2 separate regions of the Mus musculus genome follow, and region 1 is linked to region 2. Evidence: chromatin loops called from intact Hi-C (ENCODE). Cell type or tissue: gastrocnemius. All regions are shown on one strand. Links, peaks and the distances in the headings refer to the core of each region. The heading gives the core; the rest is flanking DNA.

Evidence for each region. Hi-C counts contacts between places; a loop is a spot of excess contacts. Peaks named below come from ENCODE experiments on the same cell type or tissue, not always from the same donor. Only the 100,000 strongest peaks of a DNase experiment are listed, where the experiment ranks them.
Region 1: a loop joins it to region 2, with 1.8 times the contacts of the local background. A loop is called at or near these places in 2 of 42 quality-filtered maps.

What each region holds. Positions count from the first base shown.
Region 1 is chr9:14,028,736-14,039,575 of GRCm38, reverse strand. No RefSeq gene overlaps it. Among named protein-coding and RNA genes, the nearest start is that of 1700019J19Rik, 56 kb to the left of the region's middle. In gastrocnemius, for the core only: no CTCF peak of the experiment used is centred there; no DNase peak of the experiment used is centred there.
Region 2 is chr9:14,149,938-14,160,777 of GRCm38, reverse strand. It overlaps Gm39292 (a long non-coding RNA gene), which reads left to right and starts at 8,202. Exons shown (of 3, transcript XR_870548.1): 1 at 8,202-8,559; 2 at 8,885-9,020. In gastrocnemius, for the core only: no CTCF peak of the experiment used is centred there; no DNase peak of the experiment used is centred there; H3K27ac peaks cover 1,334 bases.

The DNA of each region.
Region 1 (10,840 bases), core at 1,217-9,216, 120 kb after region 2:
CTAAGCAGAAAAATGCTGGAACTAACTGATGTTATAAACCAAATTGACCTAACATATTTATAGAATAGTTTATTTAAACACAAAAGAATACACTCTCTTCTCAGCACCTCATGGAACTTTCTCCAACACTGACTGCATAATCAGTGGTCACAGATCAAAACTCAACAAATATAGGAAAATTGAAATAACATCTCCAAATAACATCTGCAACCTATCTAACCACCATCGATTAAAGCTGGTTATCAACAACAACAGAAAAAAAATAAAAGGCTTATAAACTCATAAAAATTTGATGACTCACTACTGAGTGATAAATGGGTCAAGACAGAAATTAAGAAATAAATTAAGAACTCTCTAAAATTGAATGAAGATGAATATACAACATGCCCCAGTTGATGGATCACAATGAAAGCAGTGCCAAGAGGCAAGTTTATAGCACTAAGTACCTATAAAAAAAAAATGGAGAGCTCTCACACTAGTAACTTAACAACACAGCCAAAGTCCCTAAAACAAAAAGAAGAAATCAAGCCCAAAAGAAGAGAATGAGAAGAAATAATCAAATTTAAAGCTGAAATCAGGAAAACAGAAAAAAAAATCAATGAAACAAAGACTTTTGTTCTTTTTTTAGTTGTTATTTTGGAAAATCTATAAGATTGACTAGCTTTTATCCAAGTTAACTAAAAGTCTGAGACAGAAGACCCAAATTAACAAAACTAGAAATGCAAAGGGCGATATAAAAACAAACACTGAAAATCCAGAGAGACACAAGGATGGACTTTCAAAACTTGTTCTCCACCAAATTAGAAAATCTAAAAGAAAGGGATAATTTTCTCCATACACACCACTTACCAAACTTAAGTCAATATCAGAAAAGAAATATAAACAGACTTATAACCCTTAGCGAAATAGAAGGTGTCAATGAAAATTTCCCAACACGCACACACACATACACACACACACACACACACACACACACACACACACACACACACACACACGCATGTGCATGCGCATAAAAAAAATTAAAAGCACAAAGCCAGATGGTTTTAGTGCAGGATTCTAGCAAATTTTTAAGGAAGAGTTAAATCCAATACACCTCAAATTATTCCAGAAATTAGAAACAAAGGGAACACTGCCCAATGCATTTTATTCAAACACAGTTACCCTGATACTCAAGCCACATAAAATTCAACAAAAGAAGAAAACCACAAACTAATTTCCCTTATGAACATAGATGCAAAAATGCTCAACAAAATACTTCTAAACCATATCTAAGAAGACACCAAAGAGATCATCCACCATGATCAAATAGGCTTCATCTCAGAGGTGTAGGCATCGTTCATCATACAAATATCAGTAAATATAATCTACCATATGAATAAATTGAAAGAAAAACACACAACCATTTCATTAAATGCAGAAAAGGCCATTGACAAAATCCATGCCCCTTCATGATAAACATTCTAGAAGGAGTAGGAATACAAGGGGTGTACCTAAACACAATAAAGACAGCTCATAACAAGACCATAGGCAACATCAGCATAAATGGGTAGAAACTCAAAGCAATTCTACTACAGTCAGGAATAAGAAAAGGTTGTCCACTCTCTCCATATCTATTCAATACAGAACTTGAAGTTTTATCTAGCTTAATGAGACAACTGAAGGAGATCAAGAGGATACATATGTGCAAGGAAGAAGACTAAGTATCGTTATTTGCAGTGATATAGTCCTATGTACAAATGACTCAAACTTTTAATGGAAACCTATACAACTGAAAAACCACTTTGAGTACAATAGTTGGATATGAAATTAATTCACAAAATCAGTAACCTTTCTATACAAAGTTACAGCCTGAGAAAGAAACCAGAAAAGCACTGCTTCTCATAATAGCTTCAAATAATATAATGTGTCTTGAGATAACCCAAACAAAGCAAGTGAAAGATTTGTATGATAAAAACTTTAAGACATTGAAGAAAATATCAAAAGACAGGATGATCTCATGGATTTCTAGAATTAATAAAGTAAAAATGGAGAGCCTACCAAAGGCAAAATACAAATTCATTGCAACCCCCATCAAAGTTTTAGCACAATTCTTCACAGACCTTGAAAGGACAATTCTCAACCTCATATAGAAAAAAAACAAAACAAACAAAAAACAAAAATCCCCAGAAGAGCTAAAACAAAACAATCCTGAACAATAAAAGATCTTTGAAGGTATTTTCAAATTGAGCTACATCATTTCAGGCAGAACCACAGGGGAATCATAATAAAGCAAGCAGCATGGTGTTGGTTTAAACACAAACATAGAGCATAAAAGAGTTGGTGTTGGGGGCTGAGACCTGGGCATAGAGGATTTCTAGCAGTGGTAAACTACAGAAAGCTCATTCTGTAGGCTGGTTAGTTAAACAGCTTACCTTTGACTTAATGAACATTTTAGCTTGAAGAATTGAGTGGTTTCCTGTCAGCTAAAGCATTTCAATGGTGTATTAACTATGCTATAGGACTGTAATCTTCAGGTGGCTGAGGCCTTGTGCTGTCTCTACAGCTGCATCTGTGAGTGTCCTACCGTTCTCCATGCACCCGAGTCTCCCCATGGATACTTTGTCACCACCTACCACAGAGCCTTTGCACAGGGCTTTTCCCAGAATTTCCTTCTCCCTCTGCGTAATAAAATCATTCCCTAGATCTCAGATGAGCCATTGTTTTATTCTCAGAATTTCTCACGATCCGTACTCCAATCTAGACCCACTCACGTACATAGTGTCTATAAAGGTCTTTAATTGCTTTTCCTGGATATCCTTGAGGAAAAAGACTCTCTTGTTTATAGTTTTATCTTTGGTGCCTGGCACACGGCATACATTCACCAAGTGTTTATTTTAGACAAAGAGAAAGAACTGGATTGGGAGGGGGGTCATATATTCTGTGCAGGCTTCCTTTAGTGCAGTGGTTCTCAACCTGTGTGTCGCGACCCCTTTGGGTGACATAATATATATTTGTATTATAATTCATAACAGTAGCAAAGTTAGTTATGAAGTAGTAATGAAATGATTTTATGTTTGGGGGTGGTCACCACAACATGAGGAACTGTATTAAAAGGTCACAGCACTAAGAAGTGTAGAAACCACTGCCCTGGTGATAGGTCTAGGTCTGGAGGACTGACTAGTCCTTTGCTCCCAGAGTCTTTCCACTGGGCTCCAGATAGGAAATAAGAGCAAGGCCTGGTCTCAGATCACAAAGGCAAAGGTATTTCATTGAGTGAGGATGTCAGGTTGACAGGCAGCGAGTTTCAACTCCATGTGAATGAAGGGGTTAACATTCAAATGACAAAAGAGACAGCCTGGAGAAAATTCCCTTGTCACAGTGGTCTCTGAAACTGTGGAGGCTAGAATGAGCGGGCTGATGAATCTGTCCTCCCGTCCTACTTTGAGATGAGTCCCATCCACAGGGGGGAAAATTGGAGCAAATTATCTCTCAACAAGCTTCCAAAGAGTGCTTACAAGTTCTGTCTCTGGGCGAAGAACAAAGGAAAACCGGAACCTTTCCTGCTCCCTCTCTGCTGATGTGTGCAATTTTGCTGCAAGCTGGAGATGGTTCTGGGGGCAGAGTGGTGCTGTTTCCCGGCACAATCTCCTACCCTTAGCTGATGCTCACAAGGCCTTTACTGTAGAGAAGGGACACTCTGTAGGACATTTCCTGTTTTATTCTGGTAATGGTTTGTGAACCCCATGGATCAAATATAGCAGACTCCAAAGATTGGGGCAAGTTTTATGAGTCATCCAGTGCTATTTGCTTTCAGTCTTTTTCCTTCCTTCTCTCCATGGAGGAGTATACTCAGGGGAACCTTCACAGAACTGGCCAGAAGCCATGATGGCAAATCTGACTCCATTATCTTAGGACAAGGAGTGGCATGGCTTCTTCTAGCCAGATTCCTCATACGGCATGAGAATTATGACTGGTCAAGACTGTCTACACAGTCAGCAACCAGATTCAATTCCAGGAGCTGGGACTGAACAAACAAGGTGTTATTTTTAACGTATATAACCCCTGAGGGATGCACCTAGATCCACATGGAAGACCAGCCTGAGTCCACTTCATTCTACCCTATCCAAATATCTCCAGCATGCCACTGGGCTGACATAGCCTGTATGCAGATTTCTTTTCTGAGGCATAAAGTTTTTTGATTGAAAAAATAAGCAAAATACTATGTGGCAGTACAAGCAAATAATAGAGTTTTAAAACTAATTTGACTGATTAATAGGTTTAATCACTTAAATTTTATGCCTAATAGACTTGTCACCAGCTACAGAGCAATTGAAATGGCATTGGCTAGATCATCACGGTCCACTTAGTTTCATTTTCATGAGAGCATTCCAGAATCAAGCTCCAAACCTAAGTTAGTCATGTACAAGCTGTAAATCTGAGAAATTGAGCTTCTGTTAAAATGTAATGTCTTGTAAAAAGACAAGAGAAGGCAGCACTATTACTTTATACAAAGCAGTCTGCAGGAGCTTATCATGGTGAGGGTTCAGAGGCAGGAGCAGGGTGTTGAAGAGGTCACTGTGTATCTCAGTCATGCCATCAGAAGATCATGGCAATTCTCCAAGTGAGAGATGGTAGGCCAGGATTATACCTAGGCTTAGATTACCAAGCAGATAAAGGTATACTTTCCAGAATATTAGAAATAATGAAGAATATGTGGGTTTGGGTTGGAGATAATGGTGTCCTTAAGATGTTGGACATAGTCTGAGACCTCTAGGACACTGCCCAAGTAGTGGGCTATAGCTTGGAAACTAGGGATTTGGGAGATCACACTTAGAGGCAGTGCAGAGTAGTTCATCTCAATTACCAACTTGACTAGAGTTAAACTCACCGAGGAGACACACTTCTTACAAGTGTCAGTGTGGGTATTTATAGAGATGTTTAACTGAGTACAGAAGATGCATCCTGGATGAGAGTAGTACCACCCATGGGCTAGAGTCCCAGACTGAATAAAACAGAACAGAGATGATCATGAGTTCTATACCCTTCACCCATTGCTTTCTGGTCGTCAAGAAGTGAGACGCCCCAGCTCCATGCTCTTGCCACCGTGAACTCCTTCATGGGATCACTAGATTGTGAAGCTATTACTTCTATCATGCATTTTGTCACAGCCTGGGAGAAGTCACTAATACAAGGGCAATGGGTCGTTAAGAACAGGAGCAGAGAAGTGCCATTTCCTTGCAGGATGACTCTGGACAAGTAGCTTTTCACCCTCTCAACTCTGCTCAGTGGAGGGTAGCTATAGTTTTTACCTAATGGAGTCATTATGAAGATTAAATATGGCAGCATATGTAAAAATGCCTAAAAAGTGCCTGGCACTCTGAATAAATATTGCTACTAAAGATGCTAATTAGCCACTGAGTGCCAGTGTCAGGATCAAAACCTCTCCTCTTTGGAGTTTGTCCAATGTCCTAAGATCTCAACCACTACATCCAGAACGTTGAACCCTTCATGGGCCCCTTGCCCAGGAAGTAAAAACAATGACACAGGCTATGGTCGACCATACAGTACTGGCTTATTTTTATTCATTTTTTTTTTATTTTTTTCACATATAATACATCCTGATGGCAGTTTCCCCTCCCTCCACTTCTCACAGTTCCCTACACATCCCCCGTCACCCAGACCCATTCCTCCTCCATTTCACTTCAGAAAAGGGCAGGCCTCGCAGAGATATCAACTGAATGTGCATAACAAGCTACAATAAAACTAAGCACAAACCTTCATATCAAGGCTGGACAGGGCAACCTAGTAGGAGGAGAAGGGTTCCAAGAGCAGTTAAAAGAGTCAAAGACAATCCCTCTCCCTGATTTCCACTCTTAGGACTCCCACGAGAGCGCCAAGCTACGCAACCCTGATGTATGTGCAGGGGGCATAAGTCAGATCCATGCAGGCTCTGTGACTGTCCCCTCAGTCTCTGTGAGCCCCTGTGAGCCCTGCTTAGTTGATTTTGTAGGTCAAGTTCTTGTGGTGTTCTCGAGCCCTCTGGATCCTACAGTCCTTCTGTCCCTTCTTTCACAGAGTTCCCCCGAGTTCCACCTAATGTTTGGCTGTGGATCTCGGCATCTGCTCTCATCAGTTTCTGCATGCAGCCTCTCTGACAATGACTGGGCTAGGTTCTGCTCTATGAGTATAGCAGAGTATCGTTAGGAATCATTTCATTAACTTTTTTTTTCTTCTTCCAGTTTTGTTGATCCTAGGTCTCTGGGCTACCCTCTGGTTCCTGGCCATCCAGGCAGTGCCAGGCATGGGCTTCCACTCTTGGCATGGACCTCAAGTTAGACCAGTCATTGGCTGACCACTCCCAAAAGCTCTGAGCCACCATCAATTACTCCAGCACATCTTGCAGGCAGGACAAAATATAATCTAGGTCAAAGGTTTTATGGCTGGGTTTGTGTCTCAGTCCCACTGTTAGAAACCTTGCTGATCACAGAAGAAGCCAATTCTAGAATCCTTATTACTACGACGCTTCACTTGGGTCACCATTGTAGATTCCAGGAAATTTTCATTGCACTAGGTTTCCACATTGTCCCTCCCCAAAGTCACCCAGTTTTAGCCATCTCTTCCTGTATTCTTTCCCTCCATCCCTGCTCCCCAGCTTGATCCCTCTTGTTTCCCTCCCCACCCACCCCCAGTCCACTGGCAGAATCTATTCTATTTCCCCTTCCCCGGGAGAAACTTGTGTCCCTCCTTGAGCCCTCCTAGAGAGACTAAGAAACAAGAACTGATAAAGTATTTTTAAAATACTTAGAACCATGTTCAACATTGTAAAGTCTATGAAAGGTTTGTAATTTAACAATAATACATTTTTTTCTGTAGTAACAAAATTACTTCCTGTGAAAACTAGCTCTGTTGCCACTAAGCTGAGCCTGGCAGGATGGAGAAAGTCAGCAGGGAGTGTTCAATGTGCCCTGCACCAGGAAGGCAAGAATCCTGAGTACTCTTTTGACAGCCAAGTGGAGCTAAATCACTCTGGAAGGGTACCTGAGCTCCGGAGGCAATGGGTAGCAATTTCAAATCTTTCAATTCTACAAATCACCAGTGACGGTGGCCAAATGTGGCATGAGCTGAAAGCACACCCTTAAAAGAAGTGAATGATATTCTGCAAAAGGAAGTTTGGAAGATAGGGGTGGGGTGGGGGAGAAATCTAGCTAGGAGAAGAGAAAAGGCCCAGGTCAAAATAAATCTGACTCCTGGATTCCTAGTCTCCGATCTTCTGGTGGACCACTCAGATCTGTTTATGATCATTTACATAGTTGAGAGTCTCTGGGGTTTTGGTTGTTTTCTCATTTCAAAATCCAACACAGCAGGGAAGGAGGTTGATGCTTCTATTCCTATTCCATCTGAAAGAGCACAGCACAAGGTTTTTTTGAATCTCCCCTCTGCCCTCCCTCCCAACATTGCTCAGACAATTCAATGCCTCATAAGAGAAGTAATTTTGAGATAATGACACAAAGGCAGCAATTAAAAAATATTGCTTGTTTCAGGGCCTATAAATTGGTTGTTGGTAATTGAGGACAGAATGTGTTTTCTAATCCACTGAAATGATATCTTATTGCAAGCTGGCGTGGTAATTACTGTATTTGTACAGTACTGGAGGAGCCCCAGCCTGAGGTTGACAGGGAGTTGATTAAATCGCCCAGGTGTAATTGAAGGCTTTGATTGCACTGCCTCTGAGCTGATCAGGTTTAGTAATAGCTTGGTTTAACTCTGTCATGTGCTCTTAGAATCGTCAGTGGGAGTGCAGGCCGCTCCATTCCCCTCCCAGACCCGCTGCACCCCTGTGGAGGAAATGAAAGAAAGAAAAAAAGAAAGAAAGAAAGAAAGAAAGAAAGAAAGAAAGAAAGAAAGAAAGAAAGAAAGAAGGAAAGAAAGAAAGAACAAAAGAAAGAAAAACAAGACAGTTTCTTAGTGCAGAGAAAACCAGAGCTGGCAGACAGCATCCTTCACTGCGGACTTGGATGACATCATCCAGACAAAAGCAACCTGTTTCTCACTGCCTGCTTTGTTTCTTCAGATGAAGAGGGCTCAGACTGCAGCATACACAGATGCAGTATCAGGCCATCATGTTGAGAATAAACAGGAAATGGAATTAAGTTCATTATTTACTCATTAGGTGATTGCAAAATAAATGTTAAAAAAAAAAAAAACAGGTTTCAGCAAAGGAAATTTAAGTTAACCTCCGTAAGTGCATTCTGGTGGTTCGGTTTTAAGAGAGACACCATGAGGCTATATAGGCAAGATCCTTGGAGACGCTGGGTTTTGTGACGGTCAGAAGTAACTGTAACCCTCCTGCTGCCAGGACCGAATACTTTAATTTGGAGGCTTCAGCAGCTGCACAATGCAAAGTAATGTCAGTATGTCTATACGTACCCATCGTGCCTGAGGCCTAACAGGCATCATGGCAAAGGTGGTGACCAATCCACTCTCACTGATGGATTAGCAAGTGAAAGAACAAATAAGCCCGTGGAAGAAATGGGGGGAAGATGTGGGCATCACAGAAGGCTCTTGTGGGGTGATTTGTGAGTCTGTGCTATTTGTATGATGTAGTGATATCCCAGTTAATGGTAAAGTAGTGAAAATGTCACTCAGGATAGCCACGTGGGTCTCAGTCTATCTACTTAGCTCTGAAATGAACATTGACATGGCTATTATTTTTTAAAGCTCAGTTTCTATTGAATGAGAAGAAATGGGTTGTAGCAATTTTTATTATTACTGAATTAAGGACAGAGACGAAACATAAAACATAAGGACCAGCTTAGCATCTTCACCTGAAAGTGAGTGGAAGCTGCGCCTTTAGTTCTATAAGAACATTTGAGATAAAATGTTACATATGTTTACAAAAGTTTGAGGGAATTGCAAACATCTTTTTGGTCTTTTTAAGAGGCGCCAAAGAAGAAAATGCACGATATTATTTCTATGGGTCTTCTTTTTATGAGCATTAACTTAATAAATGACAAGCTTTAGCTGTCAATCAGAAACCAGCTGGAACATGCTTATACTAAGCTCAGGCTGTCTATGCTATGCACATAAGTGTTACAGAAAGCTTTTTATCTTCTCACAACATTTATCCCTGATTCCACCACACGTTAAATAAGTCCCATGTGAATTACACTGAAAGATACTACTGTTGGAGTGCCATGTTGGGAACCTGACTTAAAATAAAGAAACTGGCTGGCAGGCCAGCTCAGTGGTTGATAATGAGTGCTGCTTTTGCAGGGGACCCAAGTTCATTTCCCAATACCTATGTCGGAGGCTCAGAACTAACTATAAGTCCAGCACCAAGGAATCTAACACCCTCTTCTGGCTTCTATAGAAACACAACATACAACACATACATACATACATAAAAGCACACCCCCCCACACACACATAATTTAAAAAATAAACTTGAAAGAGACAGAGGTGAGCTGAACTACCTGGAAGAGAATTCTCTCAGATGTTGAATACATACAGTAGATAGACAGCCTCAATCCCATGACACAGCTTTCTGTGATAAACCACGAGAGTCCAAGTCATAGGAAAATGAACAAATCATTCACTCATCTTGGAAACAGACTCAGATGGGAAACCTCTTTGTCCAAAAGTACTGGCAAGTAAGTAGTATCTGGTCTTAAAATGGGCTCCCCATCTCTACATCCAATGAGTTTCATGGTATCACTTTAGAAACTGCCCTTACTCTCTGTCACTTCTTCTAAATAGTTTTTCAGCTTACCTATCCTTCTCTATAGTTCACCTCCCCTCTATTGCTACTTATGACATGTAAAATTGCCTCCTGGTTTTCAAATTATATTCTGGACATACTCTTTGGTTTACCCCAAACCTATCAGTGTGCCCATCCTCATGGAAACCACAGGAACAGAAGTTGTATAACATTTTCTTCAATGCATTATATCCTGCAGGGAAGGACACATGCTCCACTATGTTCATAGCAGCCTTATTTATAATAGTCAGAAGCTGGAAAGAACCCAGATGCCCCTCAACAGAGGAATGGATACAGAAAATGTGGTACATTTACACAATGGAATACTACTCAGCTATTAAAAAGAATGAATTTATGAAATTCCTAGCCAAATGGATGGACCTGGAGGGCATCATCCTGAGTGAGGTAACCCAATCACAAAGGAACTCTCACAATATGTACTCACTGATAAGTGGATATTAGCCCAGAAACTTAGGATACCCAAGATATAAGATATAATTTGCTAAACACATTAAACTCAAGAGAACGAAGACCAAAGTGTGGACACTTTGCCCCTTCTTAGAATAGGAAACAAAACACCCATGGAAGGAGTTACAGAGACAAAATTTGGAAGTGTGATGAAAGGATGGACCATCTAGTGATTGCCATATCCAGAGATCCATCCCATGATCAGCTTCCAAACGCTGACACCATTGCATACGCTAGCAAGATTTTGCTGAAAGGACCCAGATATAGCTGTCTCTTGTGAGACTATGCCAGGGCCTAGCAAACACAGAAGAGGATGCTCACAGTCAGCTATTGAATGGACCACAGGGCCCCCAATGGGGGAAGTAGAGAAAGCACCCAAGGAACTAAAGGGAACTGCAACCCTATAGGTGGAACAACAATATGAACTAAGCAGTACCCCGGAGCTCTTATCTCTAGCTGCATATGTATCAAAAGATGGCCTAGTCAGCCATCACTGCAAAGAGAGGCCCATTAGACTTGCAAACTTTATATGCCCCAGTACAGGGGAACTCCAGGGCCAAAAAGGGGGAGTGGGTGGGTAGGGGAGTGGGGGTGGGTGGGTATGGGGGACTTTTGGTATAGCATTGGAAATGT
Region 2 (10,840 bases), core at 1,719-9,718:
CCCTAAGGGTTTCAATGCTGCGAAGAGACACCATGACCATGGCAACTCTTATAAAGAAAACATTTAATTGGGGCTGGCTTACAGTTTCAGAGGTTCAGTCCATTATCATCATTATGGGAAGCATGGTAGCATCCCAGCAGATGTGGTACTGGAGAAGGACCTGAGAGCTTTACACCTTGATCTGAGGCAGTCAGGAGGAGGCTGTCTTTTGCAGGCAGCCAGGAGTGGGCTCTGGATCTCACTGGTTAACTTGAGCATATATGAGACCTCAAAGCCCTACTTCCACAGTGACACATTTCCTCTAACAAGGCTACACCTCTTCTAGTAAGGGCACACCTCCTAAAAGTGTCACTTCCCATGGGCTGAGCATATTCAAATCACCACAACTATGATGTCATTCGGGGAGGTGATACATGGTCTCACAGGAAAACACTCCAGAAGCAAACTTACTTTTGAGCATGCTTAGTTCATGCTTAGGTTAGAGTGACTCTTTAAGAATAGAAGATAGCAGACTTATGTTTGGGCAAGCTTAGCTCAAGGTCATGGAGCCCAGGTCTCAAAGGTTAATATGGCTGACAGGAACACATCTGTGTATGCTCAGTGTAGGTCAAAAGGATGGCTGACAGGACTATCTCTAGGTATAGTTTTGTTCCAAAATGTTTTAACTGATAAAAGGACACTTTGAAGGGATGTTACTATTGTTTACTCCCAAAGATGCTGTCTGTGGTAAGCGGTTTAGATTACTCTAGGAAGGGAGCCATTCAGATAATACTAAGGAAATTGGATGTGGAGCTTGTGATTTAAATGGCTCTTAAGGAAGAGAATAAAGTGTTGCACATGTCTGTGAGGACAGTGGGGATACGGGTAAGTCTCTCAGTCAGTTGTATGAGAGGATGACTGTGCAGGGAGGTCTGAACTGGGCCTATGGGAGACCTCCTGTCCACACTAGAGTGTGGAATCGGTTCTGGTACTCCACCCACTCATGTTCCATGTTGAAGCTGGCCTGGTTCCATCCTGATTATTTTGTTAATGTCCCTCTGCATATGATTGGCTCTGAAGGCTCAGTGTTGAGTTTGTCTCCGTTCAATCGGATCTGAAGGCTTAGTGTTGAATACAGAACAAGACACACTCTCAGTGACGCCATCTTGCTGCTGTGAAATTGCCAGCACACTTCTGAGCTTCATGCCCTGTACAGTATCAACTTTGACTTTAGAAGGCTTTTTCTGGAAAAAAAAAAGCCCCACCACTGATTTCCAGTTTGCTGTTTTAGATTTATCCAAAGAAGTGGAAAACCAGAAGAACAGAGTTGCCCAAATGAAAGATTGCTGTCACTCGGTATGTAGAGAGGTGTGACATCATCATGTATGCTGCTGCTGCGGCTGCTGCGGCTGCTGCTGCACATTACCTGTAACTTCTTAGGGAAGGAAGGTGATTAATAACAGTGACTTGAGAATTCTCTAGTATTTTCTTTCCTAAAATGTGGTAGGACAATGATGCAGTCTTCCAGAGAATTTAATTTAGATTTGAGGAAAATTGAAAATGTTGATGTCTAGAGAAAGGCCAGGAAGTTGGTCAGTCCCAGATGTAAAATAAGCAAACATAGGCAAGGATTGTTTATTCCTTAGTAGAGGACCCAGAGCAGGGAGACAGCAAGTCTCTCTTCAGGGTCTTAGAGAGACCTTAGACACACCTTCCCTTCTATTCTAAATTTCCTTGACACACAGGAGGTGCTCAGCAGAGATTTTGTTAAAGAAATTAATTGTTCTTGGTGTATTCAGTAATCGTGAAAGAATATAACGCTCAGACGTTATCTGTGTGGAAAACAAGTAGGTATGGGGATGGGAACATAAACAGGGGCTCTAAGGGGCAGGAGAAGTGGTTGCTCCTGGGGAGAGAGCTGGTGTCCTGTGCACAGCCAGGTCTGTCATCCTGTGTTCTCTGGGGACAAAGCCTGAACCCTTACTCTGACGCTAAGCACCTATTTTAGGAAACATTGTCTGACTAGGAATCAGCAGCTGTCTACCGTCCAGGGCAGCACCACTGAGGGCAGGGGTGGGGTGGGGTGGGTGGGTATCCAGTGCAGGGGATCCGATTAATTTCTGTTAACATCTGCTTTTCAAAAGGGCAGCTTCCCACAGGCCTCCATGCCTGTTGCTCTGCTCTGTCTGTGGGTGGTACTTCCCTGTCCCTTTTGAAACTCCATTCCTATGCAAAGATTCAAATAAGCACAAACACTGTGTGTACAAGAGTTGAAATTTGATCTAGAATTTAATTCTGGCTTCTTCATTTTATGGATCAGAGAGGTAACGTGACTTGCACAAGGTCACCAAGCTAGGAGGTGGTATTGCTGAAATTCCAACGCAAGGCACTTGGCTTAAACAGGGTATTTTCCATCCCTCACAGGAGCAGGGCAGCAGACAAAGGCTGCTGCCAGGACTGCAGGGCTGGTCTTGCTCTGCTCTTTGGCGTCAGGCAGACTGGAGATCAAATTCCACCTCTGCTTCTTCTAGCTACGTGACCCGTGACTGAAGCAACTTGCTGAGCTACGCCTAGCCTGTTTCTTCCCTGCAGTTGAGAATCCTAACTCCTTCTCACAAGGTTGTCCCCTCCCTTGAGTAACAGCAAAGCTGCCTGCTTTAAGTCACCAGTGCAGGTTTGCACCAGGCAGCCTGTCCCCTGTTCTGAGTCCTGGATTGGGGAAGGAAGCACAAAGTTCTGGTTTAGTCAGATGTTGTCTAGCAAGGGAACTGATCTCCCTGAGGTGCCATTGTTAGGAAAAGGCCCTTCTGACACCCATCCTGGGTGCTGTGATTAAGTCACTGACCTGATGTGTGTTAAAGCTCTTTGTGAACGGACAAGCCTTTTGTTAGTTCTCAGTATTGGCATTAATGCCAGTATCATTTCCCAGCTTCTCCTGCTCGTCTCCCAACTTTCCTATCTCATGTCTTTGGTGGGATTTCTCATTGTGGCACTGTTGGCTTTGTTCTCTTTTCCACAGTGTCCATGTCTGCTACTGTCTTCTTTTGCTTGAGAAACAGTGCTTGTGCACTCTTGTGCCTATTTTCAGGAGCCCATTTCTGGGGCTACAGAAGGATGTGGAAAGATGGAGCAGACCCATTTTGTGAGCTTGACTCACACACTCCCAGCCTCCCTCAATGGGGCATTGGCATCCTAAGAGAACTGCTTATCCGATGGATGATTGGTGGGAATTGGTGGCAGGGAGAAGAGCCAGATGTGCAAAGCCAATGGAAAAATCAAGAACTGTGGCCCAAGAATTCTACTGTTCTCTCTGCTGTTTTCAGACAGGTTACTGCCAGAAGGCTCTGGAAGCCATACCCTGTGGGACCATGCTCATAGGCCTGTGGGCACAATGCCTGTTGCTTTCATTTATTTGTCTTGCAGACAAATACAGCAGCTATTTGAAAAAGTAGCACCCACAAACACGGACAAACCCAGAGACCAAGAGGCTCCATGTGGATCATCCTCTCCCCTAAAAGCTCCAGCAAGTTAAGACACTGTTTACATTTCAATTTGGCAGAGTTTAAAGAAAAGATGGCAATGTAAACTGGGTAGGTTGGAAACCTTCTTACCCTGCAATTCCTTCCCTCTGAGTCATGATATTAGCAATGTGAAATGCACACATTCCATGAGAAGGCTGGGCAAGCTGCTTCTCAGGGTCTTCTTCTTCCCAAGGCCTAGCACACCCTCAGGGACCATTCTCTCTCCTGACCCAGGCTCTAAAGGACTGAGCTCTCCAGTTAATGCCACTTGACATACTTGACATAAAGTGGCCCTTTAACACTTCCAATCAAAGAAGGAGATAATGGGTAGAAGTAAAATCTTATGAACTAGCAACGATGGGGCACCTAAGACAACCTGATTTTTGCAGTTGGTCGGTAAACTAGACTCAGCCTTTGTGATTAGGCCAAAATTGCGCATAGATTGCTTACCCAGCTCTCAGTGCCAGGTCAGTGTGGGGGAAACTTTCCCTTTTCTATGGCACTGACAAAACCCAGCAGAAGCAACTTCAGGAAGGGAGGGTTTATTTTGGTTCATCCTGGCAGAAAAAGCATGCTGGGAAAGTAAGGCCACAGTAGTGTGAATGACTGGGCTGGACACGATGCACCCACAGTCAGAGATCAGAGAGAACTCAGGTGCGAAGCTTGCTTTCTCTACACAGCCTAGACTCCAGACTCCCACTTTCAAGGAGGGACTTCTCAGTTAAACTTCCCTGGAAACTCCCACACCAGACATATTTAGAGGTTTGTCTTCTACAGAATTGAAGTTGGCAAGATTAACCATCACAAGGGACCTCATGGCTGGGGAGATGGCTTAGTGGCCAAAGTTCTTGAGGACCAGAATTCAGATACTGTTAGTGGCATCACATCCTCACAGGCCTGCCAGAATTGGATGCCTGACACCTGTGTACACATCTAGAATGGCTTCCCCATTGGGTTAGGCTGTGGGTACCACACATAGCATGGAGGATGCTCTCCTTTTTATATGGTTGGTGCAGAGCTGCTCTTCTTGTAGATGCAATTACAGTCTTGCTGCCATGGCAGGTGGCACATGGAATCCATTTGCACACATGTTAAACTATCTTGCTCAGACATGCATGGACCACTTAGAGGGTACAGACTTTAAAACTAGCTTCAGAAGTGGATTCTGCTCTCAGTTATAGATGAGGTCCTGCTCTCAAAGCACTTATCATTTGACTTTTATTCCTTTATTGAATGTCCAGACCTCTGAACAAAGAAACAAAACCAAGCAAAAGGCACTGTACTGTACTGTACTGTACTGTACTGTACTGGAAGAGATCATGACATTGACCTAAGAAGTAGTTTCCTGCTTGCTTATTATATAACTTTGAGGAATTTACCTGAACACCAGAGGAATAGTTTTCTCATCTATAAAATGGGAATCTGTGCTCAATTATTGCACAGAAATGAAGTTATAAATAAATAACTTCCCTACACAGCATTTTTCTGAATACACAATTCTATCCTGAGAAGTAATATTCTGAGAGATGATATATGCAAATTATCACGTCAGAATTTAATATTTTGCATCATTGATATGGAGCCAGGTATAGCAGTGGAGAAAGGGGTAAGGAATTAGCTTACTCTGCCTGGATAAGCCAGAGCAGCACCCACAAGAGGCTACATAGGAGCTGGGAGCTTCATTTGTTCAATAGGCACTGGGTTAAGCATTCATTGCAAGCCCGGGAACATGGGTCAGTGTGCTGACTGGATTTTGTCAACATTACACAAGCTCAGGTCATTCAGGAAGAGGACTGGCCTGTAGGAAAGTCTGTCAGGCCATTCTCTTGACTAATGATGGATGTTGGAGGGCCTGGCACTGTGAATGGTACCAACCCTGGGTAGGTAGTGCTAAGTTGTACAAGAAGGTAGTCTGAGCAACCCATGAAGAGCAAGCCAGTAAGCATCATTCCTCTTTTGGTTTCTGCTTCAGTTTCTGCATCTGAGTTCCTACTTGAGTTCTTGCCTTGATTTTCCCCAGTGAAGGACAGTTACTTATAAGCCTAAGATTAAATAAACCCTTACCACTAAAGCTGTTGTGGTCAGTGTTTTATCACAGCAATAGAAACCCCAACTAAGACAGTTAGCTTATGTTACTCATTTGAGAAAGGTGACCAAGTCTGTGCTATTTGGACTACAGGGTGCCTTTGGCTCTGGGAGATGGTGCTGGAGGCCAGCTCTGAGTAGGGCCATAAGTTGTACATATATTCCTGATGAAATGGGGCCTTTTTATACCATTTCATATGTTCTATTTTCAATGGCCAGGCTTCATGATAAGCTATGACGAAAATGTTTTCTTTTGTTTCCCTGAGAAATATCACTGTTCATTCTGTATATTTTTAGAACCAGACAGAAGTTCCAGACTTATGAGAATTCCCTGGTAGCTGTTTAGAGATTTTAGTATAATTCTTGGTTGCATGGTCCATTTCCTTGCCTTTCTGGCCTGTGTTGTCTAGGCTCCCAAGCCTTCTGTGTGGGACATGGCTACCTCTCAGTAGATTATTACTGCCAAGTAGAAGGCATGGTGTCAACTGGAAACTGCTTAGCTGGTCATTTTCTTCTTGAGGTCTAACCCATTTCTTCTACCTTGACTCTCTTGTTACAGTGCCTCTGAGGTAGAATTTTATTTAAGATTCCAATAGTCAAGTATATTTAAAAAAAAGTATCTGACTCTAATTATGAAGAGGCTTGAATTTTTTCTTTTTTCTTTTTTGTTTTGTTTGTTTGTTTGTTTGTTTTGTCTTGTTTTGTTTTTTTCTTTTTTGAGGCAGGGTTTCTCTATATAGCCCTGGTTGTCCTGGAACATACTCTGTAGACCAGGCTGGCCTCGAAATCAGAAATCCACCTGCCTCTCCCTCCCAAGTGCTGGGATTAAAGGCATGCACCACCACTGCCTGGCTTCTTTTTATATTCAGGGGTATATCAAGCTAGCATATGGGTTAGAAATTGTAAACCATTACTGCAAAGGCTAGAGCGCAGTCACAGGTGTCCATTCAGAGTGTATGGAGGAAAGAGGCCTAGGAAATCTGTGTTTAAAACAAAAATCAAAACAAAACCATAAATTACTTTGTAGTCAGAACTTTGTCAAACTGCTGTAGTTTTGTGCCTGTTGCTATAATAATATACCCTCACAAAGAACAAAGTAGGAGGGAAAGGGTTTATTTGACTTACAATTCTATTTCATAGCCGTGCTTGTAGAGAAGTCACACAGCAAGAGGCTAAACAGCTGGTCACAGTTTAGCCACAGTCAAGATTAAAGAAGTGAATGTAGCCATCTGCCTGCCTGCCTCCTTAGTCAATTGCTAGCTTTCCTTACTCTTATACACTTGAGGGCAGCCTAGGGAATGGTACTGCTCACAGTGGGCTGTGTCTTCCTACAACAATTTAGCAATCAAGACAGTTCCCCACAGGCCAGCCTAGTGTAGACAATCCCTCAATGAGACTCTCTTTCCAGGTGAATCTAGATTTCAAGTTGACAGTTAAAACTAAACAGGACTTAGCTCATTTGTAACAGTCTACTTCAGGCTGAGTGATTTATAAAGAAGATAATGCTGGAGCCTGGGAATTCCAGAAGCGTAGCAGTGGTGTCCACGAGGGGCCTATACCATGGCAGAAGGTGGAGGATAAGTGGCTGGTGTAAGAGCTGGAGGGTGAGATTCGGCTCCCTTTCACAGTCTCCTACTCCAATAACCAACATATTCCCAGGGTTCTGAGGTTAAGCCAATCTTGAGGGCTCAGCTGTGACCATCACCGTGGCACTGCAATTCCACATGAACTTTATAGGTCTGTGGAGTAAAGGGGTTGCCACAACAAATCATCCTAGTGTCTGTCCCACCACCACATCTATGACCTTCTTTGCAGTCATTCAACAAACCCTTGCTGAATTTCTCTGTGTGCTTACATGCTCTACACACTGGGATTCAGGGCAGACATAGCCACTGTCCTGTTAACGCTTATGTTCTACCTGGGAAACATTAAAACTAACAGGATCCTATATTAGAATCAGTACTCATGTGACAGAAACAAAGCTGGCTAAAGTTTTTATTCCTTACCTCCCTCTCTAGATTTAACAAATCTGGCTTCTATTCCCAGCCCTGCAGATGTCCCCACTCCTCAGATGCTCTGTTGTTCTGTGTAACCCAGAGAAAGTTCTACCGTATTCATATGTGGGGGGGGTATTCATATGTGGGGGGGGGGCGTTAAATGAGTGAATTTGTTAAGTATACAGCAAGCCAAAGTAAAAGATTAAACACACACACACACACACACACAGAGAGAGAGAGAGAGAGAGAGAGAGAGAGAGAGAGAGAGAAAGAGAGAGAGATGGGGGAAGAGGGAGAGGAAGAGAGGGAGGGAGCGAGGGAGGGAGAGAGACAGAGGAACATTTAAAACATCTAGCAGAAATTGATTGAGGCAGCCACACTGAGTCAGTCATACTGGCTGGAGTTGCCAATAGACTGGCAGAGCACAGCGTTACCTCAGTGTCACCTCCACAGAGGCTTTTAAGTTAAGAGAAAAAAAAATAACATCAGAAAGGTGAGATTGTCACACTGGGGACGTAGACATGTCCAACAGAAACCAACTGGGAAGTCAAGGCAGGCATCTGGTATTCTCTGTTGAGCTGTCTCTTCATGCTCTTACCTAGCTTGCTGAGGCTGAGTTCCTGTCTTCTCCTCCCCACTGTAGGCACCTTTATACCATGGGATAAATGATGGTTACCTCTGTTGGAAATGGTTGACCAAGCTGTTCTAAAAGACACACTGTTTTTATTCGTGGGGTGACCTCTTCCCTCCCTGTCACAGAGTTAAGGGGCAGCCTGTCTCAGACCATGGAGGACACTTTGAGACAAACAGGCCTGGGTCCAAAGTGGAGATGGGGACCTCAGCTCAGTTTCCAAAGCCAGCTTCTCTGTGAGTCCAGACCACATGGTGTGACCTGCCAATCAAATGCACACTGCACCAACTCTGGTGGACACCCTGTCACCTTTGCCTTGTCTACTCTATGGTGTTTAGTCACTGAGGTAATGAGTCATTGGTCTTATTTCTATAATTTTATTTTAAAAATTCTCATAACAATGCTGAGATAGGCAGTATTGTGGTTACCATTTTAGATACAAGGAAATTGAGGCACACAGACATGAAATAGCTTGCCCAAGATCACTCAGAAAGCATTCATCACCAGCTGTTGGCCTTCCCTTTTAGGTGGGCTGGTCACTACCCTGTGGCTGGACATCCTAGGTATCTGAGCATTCATGTGCCAGCTACCTCCCAGACTCCCCTCCTCTAACAGCTCCTCCTGTGGTAGGAGCTTGTCTCTTATCCTTGTCTCTTATTCTTTCTGTATAGTCTTCTAGTTCCCATTTCCAAGATTCTCATGACCCCCAAGATCAACACCATCAGGCTAGACCTCTCTTCTGACCTTCTGATGCTATCACCGGTGCACAGTTTGGGCATCTGATAAAGATTTCTGCTGGTTTTTCAGGTAAGTGCCCTCTGAATGCCATACTTCATGATTATTACAAAGTCTGTGGCAACATGGTGGGTTGGGAATCCAGGTTGTGGGAATCAGTGTGTAGCCGGGAAGGTAGACTGAAGCCCAACAGGCTTCCCAGTGAAAGCCTTAACTTTCCACCTCTCTTAGCTCACCCAGCTTTGCTTTTCTCATTTTCTCAGGGTATCTGTTACCCCATGTTTTATAAAACATAAAGTTGAATGTGCCCTTTCATCTGCATCCCCTGGGAGGCCTGCCATTGGAAAGCAGCCTGACTTCTGTGGAGATGGGTTCTCTTTTCAGGAGTGTCCATTTGTGAGGTTGGCCCTGTGTATATCCTATGCAACATGCTTTTGACCATATGATTAGTTCCAGAAATGGCAAGCTAAGACCCAGCAGGATTTCATGGGCAGGTGGATACTCAGAAGTCCGTTCATCCATCCCTCTGTCCCTCAAATAACTCAGGATTTTGTCATTGATCATCTGCTGTCTCTGAGAAAGTTGTACCATACAGGTCCTTGAATTCAAAAATGATTCTCAAATGTAATCATCTGTAAAAGAATCGTATAGATTCACTCATGGTCAAGAATTCCTCATTCAGCTGAAGTTTTGAGATGAGGATGAAGCAAGAGGCGCATCCTGGGCTGGGGAGATGGCACAGTGGGCAAGTGTGAGGACCTGAGTTCAGATCTTCAGAACCCAGGAGAAGCTGGGCACGGTAGTGTGCCTACAATGAGGTGATGGGCAGAGAAGGAGAATTCCCATAAGCTGAAAGACCAGTAAGTCTGGTGTGTGCTCCAAGAACAAGTGACCCTGCCTCAAATAGGGTGGATGAAGAGGACCAGCACCAGCATCTTCCACATGTGTGCCTTAGCATGTACTCATACACATTCACATACATGACCATACATGCACCTTGCACATACACAGGAAGTGGGGCTGAGATGGAGAGTGAGAGAATTCTTTTAAAAAGAGACTTGTTCTTCTTAATTTGGCCAGAATAGAAGAGGAGACAGACTTACACAACTATGTCCTCAGAGAGTCGTGGGCTTCTGACATCATACAGAGGGTGTCTATCAGGATGTGCGTCTTTGTTAGAGCACAAGAGAGGACAAAGCACCTCCAAACTGAGTTTTACACGCAGACAGCAGCCGCATATGCTCAACTACAACTCTTAATGTAGACTAGGTCTCCCTCAGCTCCAACAGTTAGCTGCGCATCTGGACGGCTCGGGAGCAGTAATGAAATCAAGATGCTTCTCTATTCTCTAGAAGATACTGTTCCTGCATCTGTGGCCCCGAGGCTCTGCTTTGCTGTTAGAGTTGAACGAATGTAAATAACTCAAAACATGTTCCAATAGTGTGTTCCTCATTTACAACTTATTCTATGCAAATGTAGGCTGAGAAAGGGTTGGCTATAGCCTAGGACAAACGGCCCAAGTCCATCCTGACCAAATTCCCCAGACACTTGGCTAGCTCATGGGTGGCAGAGTTTGGCTAAACTATATCGACACAACCCTCATTTTGTTTGCCTGAGCCATCATTGAATAAAGACTATTATGCAATCTACATGTAAAGACAGCCACTGGCAGGGTATGTGTCCCCGAGTATGTGTGCACATGGCCTCAACTAGACCATCTAGGAAGGGGGTGGCCTCAGAGCCCAGAGGTCCCGAGAAGAGGACTGGACACCCAGAGGAGAAACTTCATCAGAAAGCCTGTGTTCCTGGAAGGGTTTCCTAGAGGGAGAATTGAGGCACCTCACACAGGAATGAGACATGGCCCACCAGTCCCCCGACTTCCTCTTCCAAGT